4 separate regions of the Mus musculus genome follow, and all the other regions are linked to region 1. The links are chromatin loops, found by intact Hi-C in ENCODE. Cell type or tissue: heart. All regions are shown on one strand. Links, peaks and the distances in the headings refer to the core of each region. The heading gives the core; the rest is flanking DNA.

Region 1 (7,758 bases), core at 1,845-6,844:
AAACACAGCTGCCTGCCTCTGTAGGAAAGTGCCTAGGCGCACCACACCTGAGTCCGCAAGCCTTTAATAACCCTTCAGCAACAAAGCTGTATCCCTCACAACAGCAATGGCTGGACCATTATCCACGGATAATTAACTATGTCAGGACACTGAGGTCCTAACATGAGGTCCTCACAATTCCCCGCCATGGAGAGACGGGAAAGCAGTATTATAATGGATAGCTAACGTCTCCTAAGAAGACCGTTCCACTTGTGCAGTGTGGACACAAGCCAGGGCTGGATGCATCATCTGAAGTACTGTTGGTTCCTGGGGACACCGTCACCTGAAGGGCAAAGCTGTGTGAAGAAATACTTGAAGTTCTGAGATTCAGATCTTGAAACTGCATTCACAGTTCTGTGTATGTTCCTTTTCATTCTGTGACAAAGTCGGTGGCAAACATCTGTCACTGGAAAATCCATCACTTAATTCACCACACCTAAGGAGTCCAGAGTGGCCCTCTTGTAAAGCACTCCTCGTGTGCTCAGGTGATTGTCAAGAGCCCATTATTTTGCTTGTTTCAGATATCTCAGTCATTTTGAGACTCCCCAACAACACAAGGTGCTTCAACTCCTTAGTAACAAGCCTTTTTGATGCTTGAAGCCAAAAGCTCTGCTCCATTTATTAAGATGACTTCCTACTGTGTGGGGCTGGTTTCTACATCATAATTAAAATTGCACCTGAACAGGACCATCTGTGGCTGTGGACTAAGTTTTGTATAAAATGTATCTTTTCTTTTCTTTTTTTTTTTTCCTGGCACATGCCTCTAGAACATCATACATATATTGTGTGACACTTTAAAACAATGCTTAAATGAACTTTTACTCGAAAGAAGTCAGAAAAGAAGAGAGGAAGAACAGAAGGATGGAGGTTGGAAGGAAGGACAGTTAGACTATCATGTGATCTCTGCTGCACTCCAATGCAGCAGTAAGTACACAGCGCTATCATTTACCCAAAGAGCCGATGAACTATCCATGTCTGCGTTCTGTTCCTAGGATGCTGCCAGCTCGCAGCCACCCAGAGAGACACAGTTTGCTACTTCACTTTCCTCTTCCTTTTTGCAATCACACCAATTTTGGAAAAGACATTATTTATCCAAAAAGCTGCCAAGACGCTGGGTAAGAACAGATTTGGTTATAATGACTAGTTTATAAGTTAGTCTCACTCAACATTCTCCTCCTCCTCCTCCTCCTTTCTTTTTTCTCTTTGCACACACTGCACTCACTAGACATATATGCAGAGATTATAAACACTGATTACAGACATTTCTTCCACAGGATTTCTGACCTTATGGTCATTTTGCCATAGAATCGTGTGATTTTTTTTTTTTTTGCAATATTGGCTTACTTTAATGAAATGGTTCCTTTGGTACAGCTGGGGTTGTGATGCCAACCTGGCTCCATTCTAATTGCCTTTATGAAATATTTATGGTGAAACTTAACCATGCATGTGTAAAAACTGACTTTAGTGGTAGCCAGGGTTTGGGCTTACTATGTTATCTTTAGTAGAGAAAAGCAACCGTTTTGTTTTTTTTTCCTCTTGTCCAGATAAGCAAACACACACGTCTAACATTTCCCAAACCACACCTCTCTGAGCCCAGCAGTCTGGAGTAATTACGCTAAAATATCATGCTGGCCACAACCAGGTCAGGTATTTGTAAGTATTATTTATGCTAATCACACACCTATGTGATGCTGGATGGGGCGAGGAGGTTTCTGATACGGAGAGAGGACATCTCAGTGCTTTGGATTACAGCTTCCTCCACTCTCACAAGATGGCAGGGACTAAAGGGATTATGGCACCATGTGGGTACTGTCTCCGTGGACTTGTGACATTCTTCTCTGTGCAGGTTCTCAATCCAACAGAATATGTGTTTTGTCTGTGTGTCTGTGTGTGTGTGTGTGTGTGTGTGTCTGTGTGTTTTCTCTTGAAACTGGGGGGAAGTCCTGGGAGTGCGAATCCTGTCTTCCTTGCAGGGCTAAACAGGACCCCCTTCAAATATAGTGTGATGTTTCCCCCTCCACCACCCCCTCCCAGTCCCCATGGCTTTCTCCAGCTCTGTCATTGGCAGGCCCCACAGACAGAACGATTGGCTTTGCTAGTGAATTAGCAAATATCCAACTCTCACACCTGGTTAGCAAGAGCTCAAGCGAGCGCCTCCTCCATAAAGCCTAGGGCCTTGCTGGACAGCATTTCACCTCTGAGAGTGTCCTGCCAGGTCTTCTTAGCTTACTTCTGGAACCTAGGCACTGCAGTCTTAGGTGCCACGGCTACAGAAGCTAGGAGATGCATGGATGCAAGTCAAAATGCCCACAAACACGCAGGGACAAGACAGCAGCAGCCTGGCGAGCGGCTGTTCCTTTACACTGCCGAGGGCTCTCACCTGCCATCTACAACAGTGTATGTGCCGTGCACACCACTCAAATCCACACTTGGCTTTCTACGCACAGGCACACCTTCCTCACACCCTGCCTATTCTGCCACAGCCCGTTTCCAGTGCTGTTAGAAGACGCTGTGCTTAACACAGCTCCCAACTCTCAGAGGCCCCCTCAAAGCTTTTAAAGCTGGCATAACATGCAGAATGGCAAATGGAGAGCCAGCAGCAGAAAGATCATTTACAGTGACTATACAAACAAGCTAAATGAAAGACTTGTGTTCAGTCATTAAAAATAATAATGCTAAAGCCCCGAGGGCTGAAATGTAAAGCTTCAACTCGGTGTGAGGAAACAGAAGAGGGGTGGGCCTATTATCCCAACAAGATAACATGCTAATTTACTTAGGAGGCAATTTTAGAGTACGTTCACAGTGAAATCTCACTTTTATCAGATTATATGAAAAATAACAACCACAAATAAAATGCTCACTCAAGCCTGGGGCTTCTGTGAGATAGAAATCACTGTGTGGGAGGCCAGGGAGGGGTTGGTGGAGGGGCTGGCCCCGGGGATTGGAGCAAGCCCAGGTGAGGTAGAAAGTTATTTCCCTCACACTCTGCGGGGATGCCTAACATCATGACAACAGAGAGGAGGAAAGGTCTCTGGTCCTGCCTACCTGCAAGTTTCTGTAAAATAATGAATACAGACAGCTTGGGGACTGTCCACCTGCGCTACCTGCCTCTGCCTGCCTCCAAAGTGAAACCACCGGGGATTGGCAGAAGGCACTTGTCTGACAGGGCCAGGACAGCCTTTCTCCTCCACGACAGCCCGGGCCTACCCTCTTAAACTTGACCCACCGTAATTCCTTCACAATGCAGCAGCGAGGCAGCTGACAGTAGCAGCTGCAGTTCTAAGCGAGATGGATGGAATTTTCATAACTGGTTCCCCAAGTTACATTTTACCTTCAAGATAATTTATGAGCTGCTCTGAAGCCTTGAAGAGACAATATGCTTGCCATAAAATTAACTCTAACAGTCTTGTAGGTTATAATTAACACTGGGAGGGGAACGCCAACTGGACGAAACACATGGCGTAATTGATGGTGAAGCAGGGCGCAGAGGAGGCTGGCAGTGTGACTGCTGCTGCTGCTGCTGCTGCTGCTGCTGAGCACGAGTGTGAGAGCACATGCACACACGCACGCACACAAGTGCACATGCGCACACGCACACAGACACACACTCAGCACAACCCGGGCTTTTCTGAGGCTTCATCACAGTCACCTAGCAGGCCTCATGGCCAGGGACAGAAGAAGCCAGAGCTGAGCAGGGAGGTAGGGGGTTTGAAGCTCAACCCTGGGGCAAGTGGGTGGAGCCACAGAGCGGAAGGGGATGGGCAGCAATCCTGGAACTGTCAAGGAGCTGGGTGGTATACTGACAGCTCAGGCCAGGTCCCACAGGGGAGCCTTCCATGAAAAAAATGACTTCATTAAACAAACAAACAAACAAACAAACAAGCAATCATCTTTGGCAGTGAAGGATACACAAAAAATAGAGAATCAAGATTTCTAAAAAGGTTCTTCCAGGACTCAAGCTAGACACTCAGAACACCACAGAAGGAAGTCTTTTCTACAGTGTGGACATCTCAGGAGCCAACAAAGGTGATCAGTGAAACGTGGATGTTTATTAAATTACAAAGTCCAGGGGTGACAACAGAGGAGGCTAATCAGAAGTCATGCCAATCACTGCGGTTTTTCCTGACATGGCAAGCTGTTTCTGTCTGTGCCTGAATCCTGAACTGCCCGATCGACACTCATGCCTAACACTGGGACCAGTCAAATAATTTTAATGAGCAATTTTAAGGTGACTGGCCTATTTTCCTTCTCTGGTTTGGTTTGTTTTTGTCCTAGGACAAGATACTGGAGAGTTCTGATAAATGACGCAACAGTGCCCCCTGCAGGCCGTCTGTGCTGCACTCCGCCAACCTGGCACCTTCTGAACCAGAAGCCAGCTCAACTTTATCTATAACCTGGAATATTCATTACAGAGTAAATTTGTAAAATACACTGGGGACACCCCTGAGATAGAATAAAATGACTATTCTTCACGTGTAGTAAATTGTTTCCCAGATATAAACATACTGTTCCGCTGACGAGGAACCTGTGATAGAGCAGATAAATCGCTACCCTTTCACCTCAGGGCGCCTGCTCCACTCGGCCTTGATTAACACGGCCCCAAAATTACTTGACCTGGAGGCTGTACAGAGTCTTGGAGGCTCAACTTTGATGTTCTCTCATCTTCCTCCCCACTCTCCTGCCTCCTAAAAAGATTGCAATCAATACAAAAGAAACAACACAGCTATAAAAGGTGGAGACTTCCCGTTAGAAGACTAATGGTGGCGAGATTCATACGGCACGGGCTGCAGATGACTGCCTCGCCGAGAGATGCACTCAGAGCGGCACACACGGCGAGGTGTGCTCAGGTGGCAGAGGAAATAGGTATTTACACACACAATTGCTTATCCCCACACCGGGAAAGACCTGGAAGCACTGGACGTCCTGTACGGTGAGACCGAAGTCAACACACTGAGCCATGTGAGTAGCTGACAGAGCTTTGCCACTGTCCCACTGTGCTCCTAGCAGCGGAGCCAGGCATGCTAACTTAAGTTTCATCTCTACTACTGACTAGCAGTCAGCCTGGGCGACGTGCTCTGTATCCTGAGCTGCAGTCTCATCACAGAGAGCACTGAGCACTTCCAGTTGTTGTCAGCTGGTTCTAGTTCACTATCACTACCGGTGGCTCCACTCCAAGTTTTAAGGGAAAGGAGGGAGAAAGCCATGTCTATGATTGCCGCTCTCCGGGATCTTTTATCCAGGCTGGAAGATGTCACCTGCCTGGAGGGTCACGTGGCTCAAGACGCTGTATTTTAGGTAAAGTTGAATTGATCCAAAGTGTCTGTGAACTGCCTAGATTTTTACACCCAGTTGCTCAGAGAGCCTGGAGCCCAGACCTACATCTGTCATTTCTAGGTGCGAATACTTAGCCCAAGCCCAGAGAAGGACTAGCGCAGGTTGTTTCCTCTCTACACCTCACTCAGCACTAACGGGCCTCCATTATCAGTGTGGGGCTTCACATTTGGACACTCTGCCAAAGGAGAGGGCAGTGTGAAAGAGTGCATTCTTGACTTTGTTCTTTTGGTCCGTCCGGGCACTGTTCTATTGCTGTGAGAAGACAACTTGGCCAAGGAAATTAATTAATAAGAGAGAGCATTTAACTGGAGACTTGTTTATGGTTTCAGAGGGTGACTCCATGATCAACACGGCGGGAAGCATAGCAACAGGCAGGCAGACACAGTGCTGGTGCAGTAACTCAGAGCTGACGTTTGATCCTTCAGAAGAAGGCATAGAGACTGAGCCTGGCATGGGCTTTTGAAACGTCCTGATCTACCACACCTTCTCTAACAAGGCCACGCCCCCTAGAAGCCACACCCCCTAATCCTTCCTGAACAATCCACCAACTGGGAAGGAGACATTCAAACACATGAGCCTGTGAGGGCTGCTCGCATTCAAACTACCACCTGACCTATGATAAGGATGATTTTACAGAATACTCCGTGTGTGTCAGGTACTTGTCCTAGGTGTTTTATAATTACTTAAATCAACCCTATGAAACAGGTTCCACCATTATCCCTAGGCAGATTACAAAGGGGGAGAAGTGAGGTTCACAGGGAGTTAAGTAACTTGTCTACTTATGATTTTCAGTTGTACCTTCCCTAGAGTTATGGAAGTGGAGCCAAGAGTCAAACCTCAGAGTCTACACAGACAACCACTATGACATAATCATACAATTTGCTCTAGAAAAAAAACCTACTTTGCCCCACATTCAAAATTGAGAATGAGGAATCTCTTGCAAGATTCTATTCAAGGACCTACACCATACATGATTTTCTTTCCTTCTTACTTGTTCTCAAGGACACCCAGTTTATTTGCCCACGAGCAGCCAGCACAGTGTGGCAGAGGAAGGGCAATCCTCAGAGGACGACTTAACTGTGAGTCACTCGAGAGCACCTAAGCAGGATCCCCGTCTTTTCTCCCTGGGACCTGGATCTCCATGAAATCGTGACTCAATCTCTTTCTGAGTATTGGTTGTTCTGTGTTACATAACCCATTTCTAATCAAGGGTTACTCATCACTGTTGCCCCAGGGTCTAGGATAGTACCAGCTAGGAACTCAGTCAATATTTACACAACTGACAAGTGACTCACACCAGTCACAGCAACAATAACAACCATTGATAAAGGACAGCACACTGTCACCCATAATCCCCAACACCTATGACACAGGTGTGGATTTACAAGTGCTCTCTTAAGGCGGATTTCCCAGTACAACACCTTTCTTAAAGTGCAGGTTTTAAAAGCAGCAAATGTCTGGTAAATTGAGTTGGAGCCAGGGAGTAGCTAAGGGACAATGAGTGTGGAATCCCTAGGCTAGTGTTCCTGGGGACACCTGGTGTTCTCTGGAGGGGCTTTACAATGACAAAGGCAAGAGTCATCTATCACAAGTGACCATGTATGGGGAAGCTCAGGCAGGACAATTTGCTATCTTTAACCTGAATGGAATGGCATTGGTTCAGATGTGTTGAGCTTTGTTTACCTGGCTCTGTGCATTTTACAGGCACACTATGCAGTTGCCTGGGGGAAACAGTACCTGCCACCCTCCTCTGCCCCCCATGAGAAGAGAACCTCTGTAAGGAGGCTGCTCTTCAGTTATGGTCCCTGATGTGTTTCCAAAGCCTGGAGCAGGGCTTGGAAAACAGCAGCCCCCCCCAGGAAATATTTGCTGAATAAGTAAATGAGTGAATAACTATTTTCTCAAAAAAGTTAAGAAGTATTGTCTAGAAGACCAGCCAACAGCTCATTACAATCAGTAGCCTGGCAGAGCTCCAACTCACTGGCCCACGTGTTGATTTTATAAGTAAGATGTGCAGAAGCCAACTGGCTTCTGTCCCCATAAAGCTGTTCAAATGATAGTAACAATGGCAGGAATAAAAACACCACTGCCCACCTGAAGATCAGCTGCTGCATCCTGGACAGAAGTTAACATAGTTCTTTATTCAGTCAGTCCTTGCTCTATTTTTATATAACGCTCTAATCCCTACACATTTATGAGGAGGTTTTATGGAGTTATCAGGTTTTATGGAGTAATCTGGTTCAGAGACACAAAGGACGTCGCTCCTTTCCTAAGGGTGGCAGATAGCAGAGGCAGCAATTCCTAAAGAGAAGTACAGATATACTAAAGAAAAAACAAAACCAAGAATGAGACCACCACCACCACCACCACAGCACCATCACCACC
Region 2 (7,758 bases), core at 865-5,864, 150 kb after region 1:
GTTAGAGCCCCATGCCCTACTAATTTGCATGTCTAATTTACTCAGAACCTCTCTTCCTCCTCCTCCTCGCTGGCAAGCAACCACAAATTCCACTGTGATTTCACAACCCTCACTTAAGCAAACGGCAAGGCTGTGGCAGAGTGGAGCTCCTCCAGCCTGGCAAACAGGCTAAGAGCTCAACTCCCAGGCTTTCCCTCCCAGGGTCCTTTTCAAACCCTAAATCCACAAAACACTGCATTAGTTTGCTCAAAGCAAATAGTTAATTTGTCCTTTCACTAGAAATCAAAAGGGCAAAGTCACAGAGCCGGGCTTCTGCTTCAGCCCCACGCTGACCCTCCACCATCCCCCTCTCCCCAGCAAGTGGCTGTCAGAGCCACGCAGAATCAACAGATCAATCAATCCATAACAAATATTTATACTGCCTACATGAAAAACAGGGGAAAAGAAAACTAACAATGCGGGTAATAAAATAAAAACGCCTTAGTCAACAGTGCTCTAAGAAGTCTGAACAAAGGAGAGAAGAACCTTGTGCCAAGGTGATGAGAAGAAGAAAGCAGAAAACAGCTCGCCAGGTAATAAGGGCGGCAGAGCTAAAAAGTCAGTAATCAAAGCAGCCGATCAAGCGTCGGTGATTAGACCTCTGGCTAACAGTCGGCTTCAGCAGGGGAGAGCGGGAGATAAGGCGAGGATGATAGACTGTGCCCTGATTATGGAAGGTCCAGAGAGTCTGGCTGAGTAGTCTGGATTCCATCCTGAATGTAATAAGCAGCCACAAAAGGCTTTTGAGAAGGACAGGAACACAGTGAAGGCATAATTTTGGTGAGAGAGAGAGAGAGAGAGAGAGAGAGAGAGAGAGAGAGAGAGAGAGAGAGAGAGAGTGTTTAATTTGCTGCCCTGTGTTTTAACTCTATTTATAATATGGTTCAGTTCAAAGGAACCAAGACTGGAGGTCGGAGGGCCAGATAAGGAAGATGACTGAGAAAGCCCAGGGAGGCAGGAGCTGGGCCTGAACCAGGGGGTGGAGACTAAATTGTAGCATCTAGAGCTCCAGGAGCCAGAGAGGACCATAATGAACACAGTGCCACAGTGGTAGTGGGAGTTAACAGCACTGACCACATACTTAAACAGTACCTGCTTAGCTATTTGCTGTGCTGGGAAAGAAACAAAAAACTGGTTTGAGTCAATTTGTAGCCAAGGCTCCGGAGAAGTGTTAGGCCTCACCAGGCTCCTGGCCTGATCTACGAGACTCAGAAAGAAAATCAGCACCAGGAACCTTGGGCTTTTTCTGCAGACAAAGTAGTTGTCCCAACACTGGATTTCCAGCACAAGGCCAGAAAGGTCACAAACTCATTCCACTTAAACATCAGTTGTCACGGTGGCACCTTCCTTTTTCCTGGCTGTCTCTGGCTTCACCTATAGCTGTCTGTCCTTACAAACGGACCATTCTAACCATGGCTTCCTGATCCTCTCCTGCCCACATGTGGCAGATGTGGGACTCCTTGACAGGCTAGCCCGTAACACTGCTTCGGAAGCCACTACAGCTTAGCTTTGAGCCCAGTTCTCTGCTCCTCAGGAGGATGCTATACAGAAACAACCTCTCGTCACTGCTTCCTGCAACCAAACCCATACACACACCATAGGTAGACATGGATGTGAACAGAGGCAGAAGCGTCAAAGTGCCAGGTGTTTAAAGTGAGCTAGAACTCACAAAGAAAGCCCTGCTCCAAGCAAATGTACTTAATCTCAGCACTCAGGAGGCGGAGGCAGGCGGAGGCAGGCGGATCTTTGTGAGTCTGAGGCCAACCAACCTAGTCTACAGTCAGTCAGGGCTACACTGAGAAACTCTTGTCTAGAAAAAACAAATAACATATAATATACATGTATGTCCTCCAAGCATGAGTGGCAAAGTCCAAGAGAACTTAACTTGTAACAACCTTTTGTAACAACCGCCCCTTTAAGATCTCTACAATTCATCTTGGCGTCAACACCGGAAGCTCCTTAGGCGTCCTGGGTGATTATAACCACACCTTACATTTATTTGGGGCTAGGAAAATAAATACAAGCAGAGGTATTTTAAAGAGTTCCCATTTATTTTTCAGCAGACACAGGAGAGCAGAGGGCGTTATGCCAACTGTAGGAAATGAGAGAATCAAAGCAAAGATACGGTATACAGGCTGCCTATGGTCACGGAGGATAAGCTAATGGCCCAACTAAAGTATTTCTTGCTTTCAACTTATTTCTAGCCTGTTTGGTCTTCTGTCAGTTAATTCTGATCATGCTCTGTAAATGATAAAATTGTTGGCATAGAAATAGTAGGAGCCTAGAAGGACTTGTAAAACCAGAAAGAATTAAATGGAGCCTAACTTACAGCCATGGAAAATATTAAAATTCCATGTGTAACTTTTCTTCTCCATTTTAACCCAAGATGTGGTGCCTATGCAGGCACCACTGTTGTAAACACCACTGTTTACACCACCAGTGTGTAAACACCACTGTTTACACTTGCACACTTCCAACACACAGGCCTCCGAGTACCGAATGTCATCCAATGCAGGCGGCTACTCATTTATTTTTCTATCACTCTACAAGGTAGAAAATTAACAGTGTTGTGTTTACAAACCTTCACTGAGCCCTTACATAAAAGCTCGGACATGTTTGTATTACATGCTGCTCCGGTGTGAAGACGCTCGGAAGCAAGTTAATATAAACCTATCCTGAGCAAATGTGCGGGAGGTAGCCCTGTTAGACCCGGGTTAAGCTTTGACCTTCCCAGCTTTTTCTGAGAATGTACAATCCATCACGTACAAAAACACAGCGGAGGTGTGAGGTGTTGGTAAGTACCCCTGTTAGTGAGAAATTCTGCTAATTATTACACCAAATAAGCAGAGTTAACAGGCCATGGCCACAGCGGGGCATGTTTCAGGGCATTAAATAGCCACACAGGGTGGAGAGGAATATATTACACTGTGCCCATTACCAATAAAATAATTTCCCTGACACCCAGAAAGCCAGTCAGCTGGAGCAACCCAAGTGGCCTGTGGCTCAGCTGACAGAGCACAGAGCTGCAGTGCCACCCAGTGGCCTTCCTACTTGAAAGTACAGCCTTCAGGATAACTCGGGGACTCTGGCTGCAATTTGGAATTAGGATAAAGAGGCCAAAAGAAACCACACTTGGAGGGCTGGGCTGGAGGTAGCTCAGTGGTAGAAAGCGGGTTGAGAATATATGAGAGTCTGAATGAAATCTTCTGGACAAGAATGAATGAATGAGCCAACAATCACATTGTAAAGGTTCCTTAAACTAAACGTGTGGTTTTAAAGTACATATATGTGTTATCTCCTGTTTTCTCTATCCCACCCTTCCTAAGTATATATATCTCAAAACAAAATCCAAAATTAGACTAAATTAAATTAAAGGCAAAAGTAATTAGCCATTTTTCAGATACATGTCTTATTCTTCTAAGAAGTTTCTAGCAGAAAAGCCCCCTTAAAATGAAATGTTCCAAGGAAGGAGGAACATTAGCAGAGGACAGTGTGGTTGTGACAACACAGAGCAGATGGTTCACAGTCCATCCTACAAATAGAAAAAGCAGATCATCTGAAATAATGAAAATGGCTTTTTAAATGAGGAAGATTTAGTTATCCATAAAGTTATAGCAATGTAGGATCATGTGACTTCAGAGAACTGCTTTTCTAGTTTCCATAGTACTGACTCCTAAAGTGGCACTGGGTAGGTATACATTATCAATGCAGGGTAGTCATCACAAGTACTAGGCCAGTATAGAGACCGCACCAGGACAATGCCCTTCTGCTGCTAAAGCTTCACAAGAGATCTGCTCTGCATTACTACGACCAGACAGAAGAGAGACCCAGGAGAAAGCAGAGGCAGGCATGCAGGTATGTTGTAGGAGAGAAGTAGAGAGAAGCGGAGACAGGGAGCATGGGCCCCACTACAGGAAGAGCGTGGACCACAATCTAGGCAGATAATGAACAAAAGGAGGAGAATATAAACAGACAAGCCAAAGGGGTCATTAGGGATCAGAGCAGAGAGAAGGCTAAGTCATGGACCTTCTGGTTTCAGTGCTCACGTCTTACAGTTTCTGCTTCTGAAGCGTACATGTCAGTACAGCCACCGAATCATTCAGTCATCCACCAGGCCTAACTCTTCCCTCCTTTCTCTTCCTATGTCTTGGCAGCCATTATCTCCTACCTCCATTGGCTTACCTGTTCTACACATGGAAGTAATCGTGTAATGTGTGATAGCAACCTTGGCCTCCTCACGCATGAACACACATGCGTACATGCCTACATGTACACAAATGGAGAAAGAAAAACAGAGACAAAACCACACAAGACACTGTTCCTCTCTGGCACGGAATTCACCAGACCAAGCCCCTGTGTTATTAAATGCAGTGTGATTCCTGTTCTTAGGTTTCACCGGAGCAAATATTTTATCAGAAAATAAAGGAATAAAAGAGAGGAATGTAAGGGAGCAAAATATCTAAAGGCTCAGAATGCAAAATGTGACCGCGAGCCACCAGCAGGGCCGCTGAAGGCCTTTGTTGGCAAACCACACCCTGAGGCCTTTGAAGGCCCACTCACCAGCAGGATAAACAGATTAAATTTCGCCCACATTTCCCATTAACACTTCTTTACAATTTAAGAAAGTGAGCAGTTTTTTAAAACATTTTACTTTAAAACTTATTTGGCCTGGAAAACCCCTTAATGATTTTCTTAGAAACTCCAAATCAACACTCTGGAGCCCTAGAGCAACCTCTCTTGGAAATTAGAAAACACTTACAAATTATTATCCAATGTAGTCACTTTTTTGTGTGTGTGTGCATAAAATAAGTGTCATCTTTGGAAGCTGCTGTAAGACTGCATTTCACAAACCCCCAATGGGACAGTTGTGCAGTTTCAGTTCAGAGTCTGGAGACAAGGCTTTTCTCACTTCTCCATCTCTAGACTCCTGAGGAACATGCGGAGGACGAACGGCAGCTCCTGCTCGCTCTCCTCCTTCCCGCCCAGCTCTGGCCAGAGGAGTGGGAACAGATGTGTTGAGTGCCACAGCCAGAGCTGGCCCATAAAAACGCTCCTACACACGGCCCTGCCTGCTCTCCCTCCCCGCTGGCTTCAGCGGAGATAACCTGAGGTGACCTCTGCAGCCTTCTGTGGAGCCCGCCAAGGTTCCTACTGACAGAATGCATGAAGCCAAGTATCCCTCGCTACTACATAAGCAAGAAATCAAAACTACATTTAAGACGTCATGCAGAATCTTCACGTAGTTTTTGTTACAACAGACACCTCCCTAAACTCGTAACACAAACCCGCAGGACTAGCCATAGCTCCTAAAGCATTTCACACGCATGGCCATGCTTGACATGGCTTAACGACTATGTTTCCTCTTCTTCTAATTTTGTGCAATTGCTAATTGCTGCTAGAAATGGCGAGTAAAGACTGGTTACGCACAAAGCTTTGTTCTAAACAGTTTATCCAAATCAACACACTGGAGCCTTAGAGCAACCTCAATGCCGCTACCATAGTTTTGTTCACTTGATAAGACAGGAAAAGGAAGGAACAGAGAAATTCAGCAACTTGCCTTAAGTTACATAATTAGAAAGCAGCAAAGCCAGTACTCAGATCCACGTACCCCCGCCCTGGCATCTAGGCATTTAACCAGTGTGCTTTCATTGACAGTAAAAGCTTCAATTCCAACAGCATGTTCTCTCTCTCTCCCTCTCCCTCTCATGTGCACACACATACACACACACACACACACACTTCCCTCCTTCTTTTGCTCCCTCCCTCCCTTGCTCCCTCTAACATACACATAGTAAGGTAATCCCACTCCCTCATGTTTGACACACACATGCTCACAGCCAACATTAAAGAGAACTTCAGTAACCCAGGGCAGTTGTGGTTTGCTCTGAAACCTGACTTCTAAACAGCCATCAACTGCATATGTCAGCCCCGAGAGCCAGTGGAACAACACACTTGCTTTCATGAAAATGGTCCTGAAAACAGCTAATATGTTAGTCTTGACTGTCCCAAAGAAGTGAGGATTAACTTTATTGTGGGTTAAATTAGTTGAACTCCAAAAGAGTAAAAAAAGACAAGGACAATAAACAGTCCCATTGTCTCAGGCCCCTGGAAGCCAAGGGTGATGAGACCAAATGCAACTTGAGAAGGAGTCTGAGCCTGAGCATTTTTCAGATTCCAAGTAAAGAAACAAGGCAAGCTTTGACATGGACAAGATACCCGAGACCACAAGCAGCAGCCCCGAGTGTAGTCCGTTTCAGACAACTCTAGAACCACCCCTAAATGACTGCTGAGGAGCCCAGCGGAGGCTAGTTTTCCCACACTGCACCATTCATCACTCCGACCAGGCACCAACTGGCTAGGCTAAGAAATAACCATCGTACCTCCTCCCTCCAAAAGAGCCCTGAGCACTGCTGCAGTGCTAGGCGCTGGCCTAGGAACGCTGGGTTGATTAGCTTTTAACTACGAAAGGTTCAAAACTTGTGTCCTGTCTGGCACCAAACAAAGAACACGGGCACGTGCGCAAAAAGGCAAATTCATGTGGCTCCTTCTGAGGGTAACCATATGAAAGAAGGACGAAAGAATGTCAAATACCCAGAGCATTTCAGAAAAGACATGAAATGAGCTCTGGTGTTACAGGGTGGAAGGGAATCCCGCATGCTGGCTGGCGGCATCCATTCTTCACTGAGCTTCTGTCTAGGCAGGGGCAGCCTGTGTGCCTGGCCCCGAGCTGGATACTGGGGATGATATAAAGGCAGCTGTCGCCAACATCACCGCGCAGCAGTGAGCATCACCAAAGCTCAGTTGAGCATTTACTGTGTCAGCCCCCTTGGCCTGCAGTAATTCCTGAGATTCCCCACTCCAACCCAGCACAAACCACAGACACGGGAGGAAACAGAAGAACTTACAGCAGTAGACAGGCAAAACTTTATTTTTTTTAAAAACATAAAACTACTATTTTTAGATAATTTCTGGGGACTCTTTCTATACTCAGAAGAATGAACAATTTACATCAATTGGTACTGAATTATCCCAGCTATCCTCAGAACAAGGTCTGTAACTGTTATGAAGCCTGACTTCCATGTTCAATACGTCATGTCACAAAAACCACAAATAAATTACTCCCCTTGATAGAAAGTGAAAATTGAAGAGTCCCATGGACTTAATGGCAGTGTTTTAAAAAAAAAGACGTACTTTCCCTTTTTAAAAAAGACAATCACCAAAAGAAGCTGCTACAAAAAAAAAAAAAAAAAAAGAAAGAAAGAAAGAAAGAAAAAAGAAAAAAAAGAAAAGCCTGGGTCCTAAGGCAGATTACAAAGTTTAAAGAAGGCTGACCAGAGGAAGGGTCAATGTGAAACTGCTGATAACACAGCTCTCAACATTGCCAAAATCAGTCTCCACATTCGCTCAGAACAAAAGAGTTGGACTGCCATCTTTAAGGTCAGATTAAGGTGACGGGCTGGATTAAGCCATCCATCAGGTAAAATAAATGTTCTGACCAGAGCCTAAACACTTCTAATAGTAGGGTCAGCACAGAGGCCTGGCCCAGTGGGGAGATGCCCTGTGGCTGCAGCTCAGAAGGCTGCCCTACAAATTCTCACTAGACGCTTAATCAATACGATGCCTTAGGACTCGAACTGCTACCGTAAAATCAATATTACCTTTATTTTAAGTAGCAGGAGGAACAATGAGATTATCTTGTTGCTTACAAGTCTGCTGTGG
Region 3 (7,758 bases), core at 1,720-6,719, 430 kb before region 1:
CACTAATCAGAAGACACTCAAGGACAAGATATATGCCGTTGCCAGTCCCACCCCGTGTGTGTCACCCAACACCTGGTGTAGTGTGTGCCCAATAAGTGATGACTAGACAGGTGAGCCAGTAGCAACATGGTTCACCAGCCTCTGCTCTCGTCAGTCTTCATCACTATGGTAAACACTTAAGAGAAACAGTTTAAAAAGAAGCATTCTTCATGGCTCCTGATTTCAAAGGACACATTTAGCCAGTAGTCTCTCGGTCCGATGACCATGGGTCTTCAGTAAACACCATTGATGGAGAAGGAGTGGTAGAGCAGAGACTCTCACCTCACCTCAGCCAGGAAGCGGAGAGGGAAGCAGGCCCTTGAAGGCATGACCCCCCATGACCTCTTTCTTTTAAACAGTCTGTGCCTCCAGAAGTTCCCAGCGTTTCCCATAATACCATTGGATTAAGAATCCATCTAGGATTAATCCATTGATTAGGTCAAAGCCCTCACAATCCAATCACCTCTCAATGATTGGATCTGCCAGCCAGGGACCAAGTTGTCAACACATGCGCCTTTAGGGAGATAGTTCTTATCTGACCCATAACAGCCTCAGTAGGCAAAATTTACCATCTTTAAAATGTGAGTCCTTCGGCCCACCCTTGACACACTGGACCACAATCTCTGCATTTTGAATAGATTTTAGCATTGAAAGCCTTGCATGTGAGCTTGCAGATAATTCTGTATCCAGAGAAAAATTATTTCTAGCCCTTGACTAGTTTCTCACGAGTACTTGGTATTTGATGAGTTATTGACCAGATGAGTTTATCATGTCTGGTGGTAGCTGAGGGATTTTCATGTTCATTTGGCCCCAGGAGATGAAGACCCATCAGATGCTCCCTGCTACAGGTCCTGGATACTCTGGTGCTATGCCTGGTTTCCAAAAGGAGGGGACCACAGTCTTCTGTGGAAATTTCATTTCCCCTACTGCTCCTCCAGCCTCCTGGGGCCACCTACTGTCACCCAACCTCTGAATGCACTCCTTGTCTCATTGATAGCACTCAACACACCACTTTCAAGCTCAAGGTCAGGGTCATTTCTACAATCTCTCGTGGCCATACTGTGCTTAACAGAGCCCCGAGGTTGCAGGCAGTGGCCTGCTGGACTTCCAGTCTAGCAGTTCCTTCTACATTATTGATCCTTTTTTTTTTCTCTTCTGAGCATCACTTTTCCCTTGGGCCAAAGGACTTTGAACCCTGGCTTTTAAGGCCACTCTCCCACTGTTTACGTAGACTCTTTCCTCTAGATTCAGTCTATGCCCACTTCTCCCCCTTCTCCTGAGATCTGCCGTACTTAGCGAATTTAATCTCATAAGAACTGACTCTGACAGTACTTTATTACAATAAAAAGAGCAGCTGACTGGAGACTCAAGCGTGCTCACCTGTCATTTGGGGATGGGCAGCAAGGTTGGCTGAGTTGTAGTCAACTTCTTTGCCATCTTAGTTTTGCTTCATAAACATTCTTTCCGCTCTATGAAGCTGCTTTTAAAATATTAAGGCTTTTTGGACTGTGTTCAAATGAAAATTAAATGGCTAAGTGGATATATTCAGTGATAGCTGATGTCTGTATAGAGTGCTTTCTCTGTCCCCGCACCTCCCTCTTCCTTCTTTCTGACCGGATCTGGCCATTTTATATAATTCTGACTGGGCTCAAGTTTTTAGTCCTCTTGAGTGCCAGGATCATAGGCTACACCATTCTGCCTGACTCTGGTGGAACCTTTTCTAATACCAAGAAGGATCATGGGCATCGTGTGCACAGTAATTCCATGGAGCCATCAAGCATGCTATGGACACCCATACCACAAGCTGGTATTAATCCTGTGTCCATTCTACAGATGAGACTAATCGAGGGAACACTGAAGCACACTGCTCTGGGTTAAATAGCTAAGAAGGACAAAGTTTAGATTTGAACGCTAGGCCTCTGGCTCATGAGGCAGCTATAGAAATGTTCTGATTGCCGGTTTCTGGCATAACCTTTGTTCCTATTTCCTTCCTTACACGGGAGATATGCCTACAGGCAGAGACACAAACAAAACTATCCTTGTTGAAAGGGAGGCCAGACCAGTTGGACTAGCCAGGACTGAAAACTTCTTAGCCCAGTTTCCCAGGAATGATGAGAGACTGCAGCCGCCCCTCCCTAGCTCTGTGCCTGGGTTCCACAGACGCCCTCCAGCACCCAAGTGGCTACCTGCTTCAGCTCAGGCCCTAAATTGGCCATACTCGCCTGGGTCCAAGGAGCCTTCTTTTCTCTCTGTGTGGTGGTTGGACAGATATCACCAGCAGATGAAAGCGGGGGGTCCAACAAAGGGAAAATGAAATTTCCCTTGAGCTATTTGCCCCGGCTGACTCACCCGAACCTCCCTTCCCAGGATGAAGAAGAGTTCTGATGCTCTGATGTTGAGAGCATCAAAGGCTGATCCCCTCGGCTGAGTAGTGACACTTGGAGGCTCAGCAGCCAGGCCTCCAGAACACCACTCCCCCTGCTGCTGAAGCCAGACCCTTTGAATGTCCCCCGCGTCATTGACTACCACCTCTGCCCGGACTTACCTGGCCTGCCTCCTGCTCCTCTTCACCTGTCTCTGATGCCACCGTCTGACAGAGACAGCACCTCTAGAGCCCTGCTCTGAACCTGCCTCAGAGTTCAAAGGTCATGGAAGGAGTGCCCCAGCAAACACCGGCCAGCTTCTCTTTCCAGTGATGCGTCCAGAAAAAGGTCGTTCCCAGTAGCTACATCTTGTCTTCCTAATTTCAGTGCCAGCCATGTTCACTGCTGATATTTCATCCATCCAAAATAAATAAATAAATAAATAAATAATAAAAAAATTTAAAAAGCAAAAAGATCCAGATAGAGATGGATGAACCACACACAGCAGAGATGCTCACAGCATTAAGATTCTGTGGATGAGCTCATGTGTCTGGTGCTAACGCAGACTCCAGTCTTTATGTGGCCCTGTCACACACACACACACACACACACACCCCGCACCCTCCTCACGGCAGGATCGCCATCACCTTTCTCTCTCAGAGACTTTTTAAAGCATCTCTCTGAATTAAACATAAATTCTGAGCTGCTTGCAGCGTTTCTCTTAAAACACAAGGGCCTCGAGCTGGTGGTGAGTAGAATTCAAACCCTGCTTCCGAGCTAAACGGAACGCTGAGAGATGGCTGGGAACCCGTTTAGACAGGAGCAGTGGCTGGGTGAGATGAGGGGCCTCTCTTTGAGATTTGGAGAAGACAAACATGTGCTTTCCTCCTTTCCCTTTGTTTTTAGAAATTAGGATAGCTTTTCAACACATTGCCCTCTGCTACTCGGAGTGAACGGTCGGAGCACGGCTTTTATTCCCAGCTCACTAAGTCAAGTAAATAGAAGCTTACAGCATGGAACGAGGAGTGATAAGCAATTCCCACTGCTGCGAGTTCTTAATATATAAATTCATCCCGCAGCACTTGAGTAGCAACTGGCAAAGCCAGAAACAATGGAAAGCCGCCAGGCCCGGCTCCGACGAGGTCAACCATCAAGGTTATCTATACGCAATTACTGGTATCTACAAACTTGCATAGCTGTCAGCTGGTCAGAGCCCAGATGAAAACTCACCATGCGCTCGGAAAGCAAATATAGTTTCTGAGGAGAGCCTCAAATTAGCTCCGTGAATGACTTGGCTTCCAGCGTGCACCAGCCGGCCCGCCTTTGGGGAACATTTCTGCAGACAGTTCTTCAGTGTCTAAATTTGGGCATTATCTTACAAATCTCTGTTCCCGAAGTAGGAAAGAACTGGAATTGCTCCTTAACCCTCAGCGACGATAAATTATATCACTTAACAATAGATAAACTCGGGACACTTTTCCTGTGCGGAGCGCCTATTGTGAAGCACTTTCTAATCGGCGGCATCTCCTCTCCCCGGTCGGCCCCACTAAAGACCTGTCGGTGGGGAAGAGACACAATAATTTGTTTTCTAGCTCCTCCTTCAGTGCCATCCATCATGTGAGGACACAAGGCTGCTCGGCAGCAGATATGGATCTGCTTCCGCTGGAGTTCCTCTTCCCATCGGACTCTGCCAAGGGGTCGTGTTTTCAGAGCCGTGCTGTGCTTCCAGAGCCTGGAAATGAGGCCCCTGCCCTCCCTGGCCGGCGTGGAGACAGGAGAAAGGGCAAGTCATGCTGTTGTGCTAAAGGAGGCTTCTGGGGGCAACCCCGCATCCTCCAGCGTCTGCCCCATAGGTCCGTGTGCTAACGGTTTCACCCCCTAGGGGGCGATGTTAGGAGGTGGTGGGATCAGTAAAAGATGAGGCCTGCTGGAGAGCTGCCTAGTCATTAGAGAGAAGGAATTGTGAGACCCTGGCATCTTGTCTCTTTCCTGTTTTTGGTGGAGTTTTGTTTTGTTTTGTTTTGTTTTGTTTTGTTTTGTTTTGTTTTGTTTTGTTTTGTATTTAGTTTTGTTTGCTGCTTCCTGGCCAATGAGGTGGGCAGTTTGTCTCACTGAGAGAGAGTTCTGGCTATGATATGCCTCAGACAGTCACTGAAAACTCACAACTATGAGCCCCAACAACGCTTTTTCATCTAAACGTTCATTGTGCTTGTTCTTTGGGTAGTGAAGGGGAACTAACTGGCCGCCACCACAGCCCTAACCATGGTCTTTGCTGGCAGCTATCTTCCCACCAGGACCTTCCAGGGCCCCCACAGAGACGTTCTTTGTATGAGGGGGGGTTAATCAAGGCCCCAGTGATTTTCAGATTATCTGCAAGAGGCCACACATTGGAAGTAGATTAAGAATCAGCTGCCTTTGATCTTGTCCGTGGACCATTTGAACTGTGACTCCATTTCCACTCTGTCCCTCTCACCTTTTTGGTCATCTTTTGCTGACATCTCTCCTCCAGTCCTGCTCAAGCCTTGAACGTTAGCTGTGGGTTCACTCTCCCTGAACTACAAAATTAAGGACTGTGACACATCTACAGTATAACCTTCACATTAATCTGCCTAGGTTTTATGTCTTAGGGTTTTACTGCTGTGAACAGACACCATGACCAAGGCAAGTCTTATAAAGGGCACCATTTAATTAGGGTTGGCTTATAGGTTCAGAGGTTTAGTCCATTATTATCAAGGTAGGAGCATCGCAGCATCCAGGCAGGCATGGTGTAGGCAGAGCTAAGAGCTCTACATCTTCATCTGAAGGCTGCTAGTGTAAGGCTGGCTTCCAGGCAGCTAGGATGAGGGTCTTAAGCACACATCCACAGTGACACACCTACTCCAACAAGGCCACACCTCCTAATAGTGCCACTCCCTGGGCCAAGCATATACAAACCACCACGCTTTGGGATGGAGGTTTGGTAATGGTTTTCTTCATACGAAATGATTTTACATGGGGCCACAGAGCGAGGAAAAGGCCAGAGGGAGCCATGTCTGTTCCAGCTCTCAATCAGGGCAGCTCGGGCTTCTGGGCCCAGGTAGATGGGGATTTCATCTATGTATGTACAACTGTAAAGGTTGCCCGCTGCACAAGATCACACCTGAGAAATGACATTTACGTCACTGCTTTTAGAGACTTCTATATTTATGATGACAGTTTTCTGGCAAACGACAACTGGAACCCTTAGATCTGCAGGCTCTGCCATCTCCAGACTCAACCAACCAGGATGAAAAAAGAAATTCATTTTCACAAAGTTCCAAAGAGCAAATCTTGGCACTGCCTGATGCTGGGCACTCTGTATGAACGGCAAGCCTTACTCAGGCTGCTGCTGCCTGCTGCCTGCCTTCCCCAGTCCAATGCCTCAGTCTCCATCGAGCACCGTTTGCATTTGCATCGTGCACGTGTAGTGGACTGAGCAGCGACATTTTTCTCACTATTACTCCCTAAGTGATGTGAGACAATTGTCATTTCCACAGCATCAGTGCTGCATTGAGGCTAACCAGTAACTTAGAGCTGATGAAAAGCACCAAAAAAAAGATGCAGTTATACAGATATTGTGCCAAATTACTGAAGGGACTTGACTAAGCACCTTCAGATTTTGACCCAGGGCGGGTTCTGGAACCATTTTTCACAGATAACAAGGAATGGCTGTAATGAGTTTCAAAAGTGCAAAGGGTGTACTGAGAAAGGGAGCTTTTATTTCAGTCAGCAAAAAGATACTAAGTGGGCAGGGACTGCCCTGCAAAGGACCCCACTCCTTCCACTGATACCTGCATAGCTACACTATAGATTGCCTTCCACGTATCAGGGAGGGTGGTCATGATCGGATGAGCTGTTCATGAATTTCTCTTCTCCTGCTGGATCTCTTTGTGCATCTTTGTATCCCAGTACAGAGCCCAGCATCCAGCTTTGGTTGGATGGATGGATGGATGGATGGATGGATGGATGGATGGATGGATGGATAGATGGATAGATGCATGGATGCATGGATGGATGGGTGGGTGGATGATAGATAGATAGATAGATAGATAGATAGATAGATAGATAGATAGATACTGCATTCTTCAATGGCTACCTCAGCTTTTAGTATGTAGCAGGTTAAAACCAAATGTACCAATAAGCCAAGCCAACTCAATCCGTATTTAGGCAAAACAGATTCGCTATACAGAAGGTGCCTCCTGACCAGCAGGCACACTTTCTCTCCCACAGCCCAGCCCTGAGCGTTTGAGGAAGAATAGTGTGCTTTGCTGCAGGTTTCAGGGGTCAGTGGGGAAGAAGCTGCTGCAACCAATCGACAGGGACAGTTTGGGTGGGGGAGGGAGGGGAGCTGTTCTCTCTTCGGTCTTGGGATATACTCCATGTCCTTGCCATCGCCATCGGAAGTGCTGGCAAACGCAAGAGAAATAGTTCAGCAGTGGGAAGATCAGGGACTCTGTGAGAGTCCACAGGGGAAATTTCAGAAATTTCAGGATAACCCTCCCTTAGTCAGTAGAAGAATCGGCCTCCTCTGCCTTCCTCCTCAGAAAAGACCAAGGCCTGGCATTTCCTTCCTTTGCTTCCTTGGGATCCTCCCCAGTCCAGCTGCTTTTACAAGGGGTCAGAAAGTGTTCTGATGACCTCAAAGAGCAAAACCACCCACTGCCACCCCACGTTAGAATGCATGACTGGTCATGTCTGAGTATGTGTTTGTACAAATGTATCGGACCAGGACACATGTGTTGAACTCTGAGCAGGTATGTAGCTCTATGATAGGGACATGGGAGTGTGCACCTAGGTCTGGCCTTCCAAGTCACCACCCAACTGAAATATTAGTATTTTTAATGAACAAAGGTTTTTTTTTTTTTTTTTTTTTTTTTTTTTTACAAATCATTTGGCCATGGAACCAAAGACATAGGCATAGAGAGAAGAAGGGAAGGGAGGAAGGCTGGTCCAAATCCCAAATCTCTCTAGAGTAAGAAAAGACAGCAGAACAATGGAAGTGAAGCCACATGCTTAGAATCCCAGCGTTCAGAGGTTTAGGGGGAGACACCCAAGAACATTCTGGGCCACACAGGGAAACCCTGTCAAAGGAGGGCGTGGAGGAGTCAGGGGAAAGAAAAGGAAAGAAAACAGCATCAGGACCATCCATGAGAAGAGTTCATGCTCTGCCAAGGACAGCTCACTTTCTCCCACAGGCCATACACTTGCTGTGTGCTGCTGCTCTCTGGATTTTATCAACTTAACCCTCATCACAGCCCTCTGGGCCAGATGCTGATGCCAATGCAGAAGGGGCAGAGCAGGAATACACACACCAAAATGGCTGTTGACTCTAAGTGAC
Region 4 (7,758 bases), core at 1,112-6,111, 270 kb before region 1:
GGTGGAGGCGGCAGTAGCGCTGGGGGCCGGAGCGGTCCCGGCGCCGGAGCCTCCGAGTTGGCCGCCTCTGGGTCCCTATCCAATGTGCTTTCATCAGTGTACGGGGCACCCTACGCCGCTGCCGCAGCTGCCGCCGCCGCCGCTCAGGGTTACGGCGCCTTCCTGCCCTACGCCACGGAGCTGCCCATCTTCCCACAGCTGGTAAGAGCCAGAGAAACCCGGGAGAGAGGGGTTGGAGTTGGGGTGTGGGGCAAGGTGAGCGTGCAGAAGAAAGCTGGGGTCCCGGCGGGAGGATAAAGGTGGGGACGGCAGGAGCTCACTCGCGCTCCCTGCGCGCGTGTCCCCTTCCTTTTCCATGTGCGTACAGGGCGCTCAGTATGAGCTGAAGGACAGCCCTGGCGTCCAGCATCCGGCCACGGCCGCCGCGTTCCCGCACCCGCACCCCGCCTTCTACCCCTATGGCCAGTACCAGTTCGGGGACCCGTCCCGTCCCAAGAACGCCACCCGGGAAAGCACGAGCACGCTCAAGGCCTGGCTCAACGAGCACCGCAAGAACCCGTACCCCACCAAGGGCGAGAAGATCATGTTGGCCATCATCACCAAGATGACCCTCACCCAGGTGTCCACCTGGTTCGCCAACGCGCGCCGGCGCCTCAAGAAGGAGAACAAGATGACGTGGGCTCCCCGTAGTCGCACGGACGAGGAGGGCAATGCTTATGGGAGCGAGCGGGAGGAGGAGGACGAAGAGGAAGACGAGGAAGAGAGCAAACGCGAGCTGGAGATGGAGGAGGAGGAGCTCGCAGGAGAGGAGGAGGACACGGGGGGCGAGGGGCTGGCCGACGACGACGAGGATGAGGAGATCGATTTGGAAAACTTAGACAGCGCGGCAGCCGGGTCGGAGCTGACCCTGGCTGGGGCGGCGCACAGGAACGGCGACTTCGGCCTGGGACCCATTTCGGACTGCAAAACTAGCGACTCGGACGACAGCTCCGAAGGCTTGGAGGACCGACCACTGTCGGTCCTGAGCCTGGCCCCACCGCCACCGCCCGTGGCCAGGGCTCCTGCATCTCCACCTTCTCCACCCTCCAGCCTGGATCCCTGCGCTCCGGCCCCGGCGCCCTCCTCCGCCCTCCAGAAGCCCAAGATCTGGTCACTGGCCGAGACGGCCACCAGCCCGGACAACCCACGCCGCTCGCCTCCCGGAGCCGGAGGTTCGCCTCCCGGCGCAGCCGTTGCGCCCCCGACGCTGCAGCTCTCGCCCGCGGCCGCTGCAGCGGCTGCAGCGGCACACAGACTCGTGTCGGCGCCGCTTGGCAAATTCCCCGCTTGGACCAACAGGCCTTTCCCAGGGCCGCCGGCCGGTCCGCGGCCGCACCCGCTGTCCATGCTGGGCTCGGCCCCACAGCACCTGCTGGGACTTCCCGGAGCCGCAGGTCATCCCGCTGCGGCCGCAGCCGCCTATGCTCGGCCTGCCGAGCCGGAGAGTGGAACAGGTGACAAGAAAAATGTAGGGGCACAGTGGGAGGGTGTTGGTGGGGCTCTCGCCTAGACTAAAGGGAAAGAACGGGGCTTTGGGGGTGTGTGGGACGCCGGTGTTTTCCTCTTTGCTCGCAGGCGGGTGCAGCTGCCCTGGAGGCCTGGAGCCTGTGTTTTAAAGGCCTCCTTTTTCTTCCCTCTGTTTCCTACAGATCGCTGTAGTGCCTTGGAAGTGGAGAAAAAGTTACTCAAGACAGCTTTCCAGCCGGTGCCAAGGCGGTAAGAGACTCCGAATTTGGGAAGCATAGTGGGAGACCCTTCGGGAGGAATAAGAAAAACACAGAGCCAGTGGCGGGAGCCCTTTGCCCCCTGGGAAGGTAGCAAAGTAGCTGGCAAACTATTGCTAAAGGACCCAAAAAATCCACTCTTCTGTCACTTCTTGTGGACCCATAGACACGGTTCCATTCTCGGCTGGAGCACCTCAGGCCTGTGGTACAGAGCTAGGGGAAGTCTGGCCCTTACAAGAGGCCTGTGGCGCAGAAGGCCTCTGCGTAATGTCCACTTCCTTCCAAGCCCGGTCTTGACTTCTGATCTCTTTAGCTCAGCTTTTAGTTAATACTCCCACAGCTAAACACCGGCTTTATAGGGGATCCCCTATCTAAGCAGTCTCCCCAACTCTAAAGCTCACTGTCTCTGCTTCCGTTCTCTTCCAGGCCACAGAACCATCTGGACGCTGCTCTGGTCTTATCAGCTCTCTCCTCGTCTTAACTTTTCAACCATTTTTAAATCGTTGTACTAATTGTAAAAAACAAAACAAAACAAAATCGCTCTGTATAGTGACGAGTTGCAAGCATGTCTGTGTATGATTACCTTAAAAGAAACACTAAACAACAACAACAACAACAACAACAACAGGAAAGGACAAAAGAAAGAAAGAAAGCCAGTCCCCCCACCTTGGCCCTCCCCCAAGTCACCCCACATTTAGATTGTGAGGTTCCTTCGTTGTGTTGATTTCGGGGGGGGGGGGAGTGGGGTTACGGAGAGAACAAGCCTGTCTGACTCTTTTTGTATATACGGGAAAATGTACATACGTGTGAACCAAATTGTACAAGAAAGTATCTATTTTTTGGCTAAATAAATGAGCTGTTGCCACTTTTGACTATAACCGGCAGGTCTGCCACATGGACCGGTTTGCTGCATGGTTCTTTGGTGTTTTTGGTGTTTCTTCCCCCCCACCCCCGGCCGTTGTTTAAAGAATCTACAGGAAAAGATGAGCTGGGTCTGAGGACAGCAATGGCAGAAGTCGTTCGGGCTTAGGTAGCCAGGCTTAGAAGCCTCTCCAAGAAGGGGTGATGAGAGTCGCTGGGCGACCGAGAAAAAAGGGCAAAGACCAAGGAGAAAATGATGTTGGTTCCTTACTAGGAGCTGGAAAACTAGGCTCTGCCCACGGGTCCACAGGAGTAACCATGGAGCCTTGGGGCCTCCTCTGATGACTTAGCAGAAAGACTTAGGGAAGCTTCCAGGAGTTCAGGGCGTGGGCTGGGAGACTCGCCCTCCCTGCTCCCTTCTGACTGCGCTCAACTGAAGTTTCTCAGCCTGGAGTATAGGGGCTGTCTTTAAACGCTCAATGCCTAGGCCTTTCTCGCCGTGGTTCCCTCTCCAACGGCTCCTTATAGGTGCAAAGGGCGTGGGGGATCTGCGTGAGAAGCCGGGGTGTTCACGTTTCCCGCTTGGTGGCGTGTGACCGCGCTGGTGTTGGAAATCCAAGGCCGAAGCCAGGCGGCGTTTGGTCCCTAGGTGCTTATGAGTACTTTTAGAAATCACGCGTGGGTTCGGGGTACAGCCCGGGAACCTTTGGAGCTGGGATCGTGTCAGAAGTCGGGTGAGCCGGGGGACCGTTAAGAGAGGGGCGAAGGTGGCGGGTGGGTGGGGGGTGGACGCCACAGTGGGGAAACCTGGGGCTTGAGCTCCCTCTACAGGACGAAGGGGACGGTCGGCGCCAGACCTTCCCGGCCTCTGCAGCCCTCCTGGTCCCTTGCCTGCCTGGACACTGCCTGCCTGGCTTGCCCAACTTTGATTCTAAGAAGTGGAGAATCACATTCAGAGTAGTGACGCCTTGGATGGGGTTCGAAGTGGGGGCGCCTTTGAGGCCCTCCTGTCTGGCCCTTTGGAATTTCCGGGATAGCCATGCACTGTGCATCTGAGCTGCAGAGCAGGGCTCTCGTGAGCAAGGTCTTGCACACTGTTGGAAGGTAGAAAGAGCTAGTGCTTACAACCTGGATCAGCTTCCAGTCTGGATCCAGCACAGTCAACATTGTGGATCTGTATGCGAGGGCCGCCGCAGTGTACGGGTCCACGAGATGAGGACACAGCTGCCAGAGCCACGGGCGACCTGGGACTCTGTTGTATGAAGACCGGTGCCCACATAACGAAAGTCCTCAGAATGGAGACCACTAGCAAAGAAAAGGACAGTGACAGCGGGGGGTTGGGGGGACGGGGACGGACTGATATTCAAGCAAACACTTCCTTTCTCTGTTTGCAAAGGTGTTTCAGGGGTTCAAGGTCTTTCACAGTTGAAGCATTGACGCTCCATCTTCTTAGGTCATACATGTGAAGTCAGTACCACAGAACAAGGGTCAAGGCTCTGGTTAGTGCCATGAGTATCTGTACAAGGGCATCTTAGTTCCTACCTCCTGGGCTTAGCCCTGACCCACACTGACTATCCATTTACTTCCCAGGAAGCCAAGGGCAGAGAATTCACTTCCTCGGGTTCTTTTTCACCAGCCGCCTGCTTCACAAGGTGAGGATGAGAGAGGGGGGTCTGCCCGTGCTCATTCTTAAGTAGGGGTGTCCAGCCATTTGCAGAGGCTTAAACTAAATATCCTCAGTTCCCAGGGGTACCTGCCGCTCCCCTTCCCATTGTCCAGAAATGTGAGACCTTTCCTTTAGGTGGCTCAAGAGACCCTGAAACCAGCTTTACCAAGGAAAACAGGAAACTACCCAGGGGAAAAATGATGTTGGTAGGCACAGTCTTCTGGGAGGAGGTCCCCAGAGAGAGGGACTTCATCAGTGGGAGAGAGATGGGTGGACATAGGGTCTCTCTCCAGTGAAGCTTCCGGAACTGCCCAGACTGTCTATCTTGAAAGTACAGCAATAGGAGGAGGCATGGGGGAGCCAGCCCCACCCTGGGCATATCTCATACAGTGTGTGCTTCAGACACCACCGTTCCCAAGTTGACCTCAGTATACCAACTCAACCAAAGCAAAACAGAATCTCCCAGGTTCCCAGCAAAAGAGGAAAGGGTCCCAAGAAGTCCCTCCATTCCTTAATATTGATTCCTAAAATGGAGAAGGAAAGTTAGAAGACGTGGTGGGGGGGGGGTGAGAAGTAGTGTACGTCTTGTCCCTGCTGCTGCTCCAATCAGAGGTGAAATATGTCAGCTCGACACTAGGAAGTGCCTTTGCTGTCCGGCTGGTTACTCAGAGCCATCCAAAGTATGTGTGGGATCCACTAGGTTGGAGACACTGCTTTCCCCAATATCTTCACAGAACTGGGAAGGGACAGTGCCTGCCAAGGCCAGAGAGCCCAAGGAGAATAAAATTACCTTCCAGGTGTCCACTGACACATTAATATTTTCTAACTAAATTGTCTTCTGGGAGTACGGGGACTTCAGGCAACAAGAAATTCAATTCAACCCCAAGGTGACAGGAAGGACCAAGGGTTAGTACATGACACACCACTTACTTGCTTCATGCCAGGAGTGAAGAGGGGACAAATCCCACCTACTAGAGAGTATTCTCTGGGCACATGGAGGACAGGGAGACCCAAAGGCACGTCTGTCCCTGGCCCATCTGTCTTGGGGAAAGGTAGCCAGAGAGATGGATGCCTGGGTAAGAACTGTGTGTCAGATATCTTCTGGTTTGAGTTTATTAGGAGGTTTTGCCAGGACTCTCTTTGGGACTGACTCTCTTCCAAAAACATTGTCTTCTTCCTAGAATTCTAGGTTGCATGTGCCCCTGTGGAGCAAAAATGGACAACTACAAGTCTGTAAAACTTGTGCCTGTGCTTGAAGGTAACTCTGAGTGGAGACAAGTCTCATATTTCTTAGGTCTCACTTTGAGCATCCAGGAAAGGTGGATTTGACAGACTTAGCCACACTTTCTTGCAAATCCATCAATGGTTAGGATTGGGTCTAAAAAAAAAGAAGAATGAGCCCAAAGATAATTATGGGGTAAGGGGTCCTCATATACCACCAGATATTCTTTCCTGATCTGAATTGGCCACTCTCATCTGATCCACCCATGTAGCTTAAGCACATTTTAAAAATGTCTACCTGTTGTGTGATTGTTCCCAGGAACAACCTCAGGACCCTCAGAAGGAAGGTGAGGTCTCTGGACAACAGAGAGAAAGAAAGAAAGAAAGAAAGAAAGAAAGAAAGAAAGAAAGAAAGAAAGAAAGAAAGAAAGAAAGAAAGAAAGAAAGAAAGAAAGAAAGAAAGAAAGAAAGAAGGGAGGGAGGGAGGGAGGGAGGGAGGGAGGGAGGGAGGGAGGGAGGGAGGGAGGGAGGGAGGGAGGGAGGGAGGGAGGAAGGAAGGAAGGAAGGAGGAAGGAAGGAAGGAAGGAAGGAAGGAAGGAAGGAAGGAAGGAAGGAAGGAACTCTAAAGTAGGGAGCAGTAGAGAAAGGTTTCTCCTGGGATACCTGACAATGTCCTCAGAGGAGTAAAGAAAACACAACCAGAGGAATAGAACTGTCCCCTCAGCCACAGAGACCAGAATCACTGAGCAAGGTCTTTTTTTGGACACAAGAAGAATGAGTCAGGTAAACCTGTGTCACTGCCTCCAGATGCTCCTCTGAATCGTGGTGGAGGCTGCTTCGTATTGGGTGTGACTAAGAGGCCGGTAGTTAGTGATGAAGCTAAGAGACGATGGAGATGAGGTGACATCTCTCAGCAGTTACCTTCTCCCAGAAGCCACAGCTTGTTGAAGGAAATAGGAAACCAGACTGCTAAGTGGACCACCTTTGCCTTTAAAGGCTTTTGGTGTTAGGAAGAAGGCATAAGGATGAGAGTTAACCAACAGGAAATGAACTACATGAGCTTCAGATAAAACAAGAGTGGGTCTTAGGGCAATATTGCATGAAGTCTTTTTCCTCTAAGTTGGCAAAGAGGAGGCCCATCCAAGGAGGGTGTGGCTTTAAAACGCTAGAAAACTGGGACTTTTCCCTTATAGATGCTGATGCCAAGAGAAGGCGACAAGGTGGTCACAGCGTAAAACGTGTAGTTTGGGCCTAGAAATTACAGCCACCACTGTGATGTCTTCCAAGGACAAAAACAAATCCATTTAGTTATTGTGCTTAGTTACCCCTCCCTGCCCCAGCCCCTAGCCAGGGAATTGGAGAAGAGAGAGAGAGAGAGAGAGAGAGAGAGAGAGAGAGAGAGAGAGAGAGAGAGAGAGAGAGAGAGAGAGAACCCATGTATGTGCCTCACGTCACAGAGCAGGACAAAGACAAAGGTAGGGTCAACTCTGACTCCTGGCCTGTAGCCGAGCCTGCCCTGGCCTGGCCATGGAGGCTGTGATGTCATGTCTTTTGTGCCTGTGACAGTCCTGCATTCTCTCACTACACTAGGTCGCTAACAAGTGGGCTGCAGCCCTCCAGGGCCTTTAGCGTGCACTCATCTGGCAACTGTGCTGCCCCCAGACGCTCAGATTTATTTTGCCAAAGTTACAGGGCAATTATGGAAATGTGCCCTTTGAAGCCAGCCTGATTTCTCTTTATTTCCTTCTCCCTGACAGAGCAGAACAGAGCCTCTCCGCCTCTCTCTCTCTCTCTCTCTCTCTCTCTCTCTCTCTCTCTCTCTCTCTCCCTCTCTCTCCTCCCCCTCTGTTCCTAATAATCCTTACATAGTGGAAGCTTCTAGGGACAGTGTTGGGGGGAAAAACTTCTAAGTAGCATCTAAATTGTGTGGATATGAAATAGCATCAATTTAATTTTCATGCTCTGTTTTGTTTTTTAAGTGGAGTGCTCCTGGCCATGAAAAGAGAAACGTATCAGGGAGAGTGAGAGGTAAATGCCTCTGCCTAGCTGCTAGACTCTGCCCACGTCTGTAGCCTTTACTTAGAGGAAGGCAGATGACCCACTGGGGCAGACTGGTCCCCTAAGCACCCTGTTCTAGCCCTGAAATCTAAGCTCTACAAAGCATAGCCAAGGGCCTTTGTTCTTGTACCTAGGGAAGAAGACATCCCTACGTTTCTCTTGTAGATGCTGACGCCAAGAGCAAGCAAC

Evidence for each region. A loop is a pair of places that touch in the nucleus more often than their neighbours do. Peaks named below come from ENCODE experiments on the same cell type or tissue, not always from the same donor. Only the 100,000 strongest peaks of a DNase experiment are listed, where the experiment ranks them.
Region 2: it touches region 1 in a loop (3-fold over the local background); 7 of 42 quality-filtered maps call a loop at or near these places.
Region 3: a loop joins it to region 1, with 2.5 times the contacts of the local background. A loop is called at or near these places in 3 of 42 quality-filtered maps.
Region 4: a loop joins it to region 1, with 6 times the contacts of the local background. A loop is called at or near these places in 23 of 42 quality-filtered maps.

The regions. Positions count from the first base shown.
Region 1 is chr8:91,528,773-91,536,530 of GRCm38, reverse strand. The region is part of intron 8 of Fto (fat mass and obesity associated); the gene reads right to left. Among named protein-coding and RNA genes, the nearest start is that of 4831440D22Rik, 65 kb to the right of the region's middle. In heart, for the core only: a CTCF peak has its summit at 4,372 (motif pointing left); no DNase peak of the experiment used is centred there; H3K27ac peaks cover 669 bases.
Region 2 is chr8:91,374,268-91,382,025 of GRCm38, reverse strand. The region is part of intron 1 of Fto (fat mass and obesity associated); the gene reads right to left. Among named protein-coding and RNA genes, the nearest start is that of Fto, 65 kb to the right of the region's middle. In heart, for the core only: CTCF peaks have their summits at 1,482 and 3,075 (motif pointing left); DNase peaks (open chromatin) are centred at 3,055 and 5,125; H3K4me3 peaks cover 904 bases; H3K27ac peaks cover 2,486 bases.
Region 3 is chr8:91,963,492-91,971,249 of GRCm38, reverse strand. No RefSeq gene overlaps it. Among named protein-coding and RNA genes, the nearest start is that of Gm36670, 24 kb to the left of the region's middle. RefSeq lists an enhancer at 2,947-4,919. In heart, for the core only: CTCF peaks have their summits at 4,068 and 4,272; DNase peaks (open chromatin) are centred at 3,649 and 4,129; H3K4me3 peaks cover 1,246 bases; H3K27ac peaks cover 2,882 bases; H3K27me3 peaks cover 2,489 bases.
Region 4 is chr8:91,793,408-91,801,165 of GRCm38, reverse strand. Irx3 (Iroquois related homeobox 3) reads left to right here. Exons shown (of 4, transcript NM_008393.3): 1 at 1-201; 2 at 368-1,493; 3 at 1,689-1,755; 4 at 2,190-2,655. The coding sequence ends at 2,244. It overlaps Gm39222 (a long non-coding RNA gene), which reads left to right and starts at 3,423. Exons shown (of 3, transcript XR_879088.2): 1 at 3,423-4,123; 2 at 4,215-4,276; 3 at 5,472-5,592. It overlaps Gm36380 (a long non-coding RNA gene), which reads left to right and starts at 7,376. Exons shown (of 5, transcript XR_387907.2): 1 at 7,376-7,758. In heart, for the core only: CTCF peaks have their summits at 3,259 and 3,462 (motif pointing left); a DNase peak (open chromatin) is centred at 3,265; H3K4me3 peaks cover 2,177 bases; H3K27ac peaks cover 1,932 bases; H3K27me3 peaks cover 3,554 bases.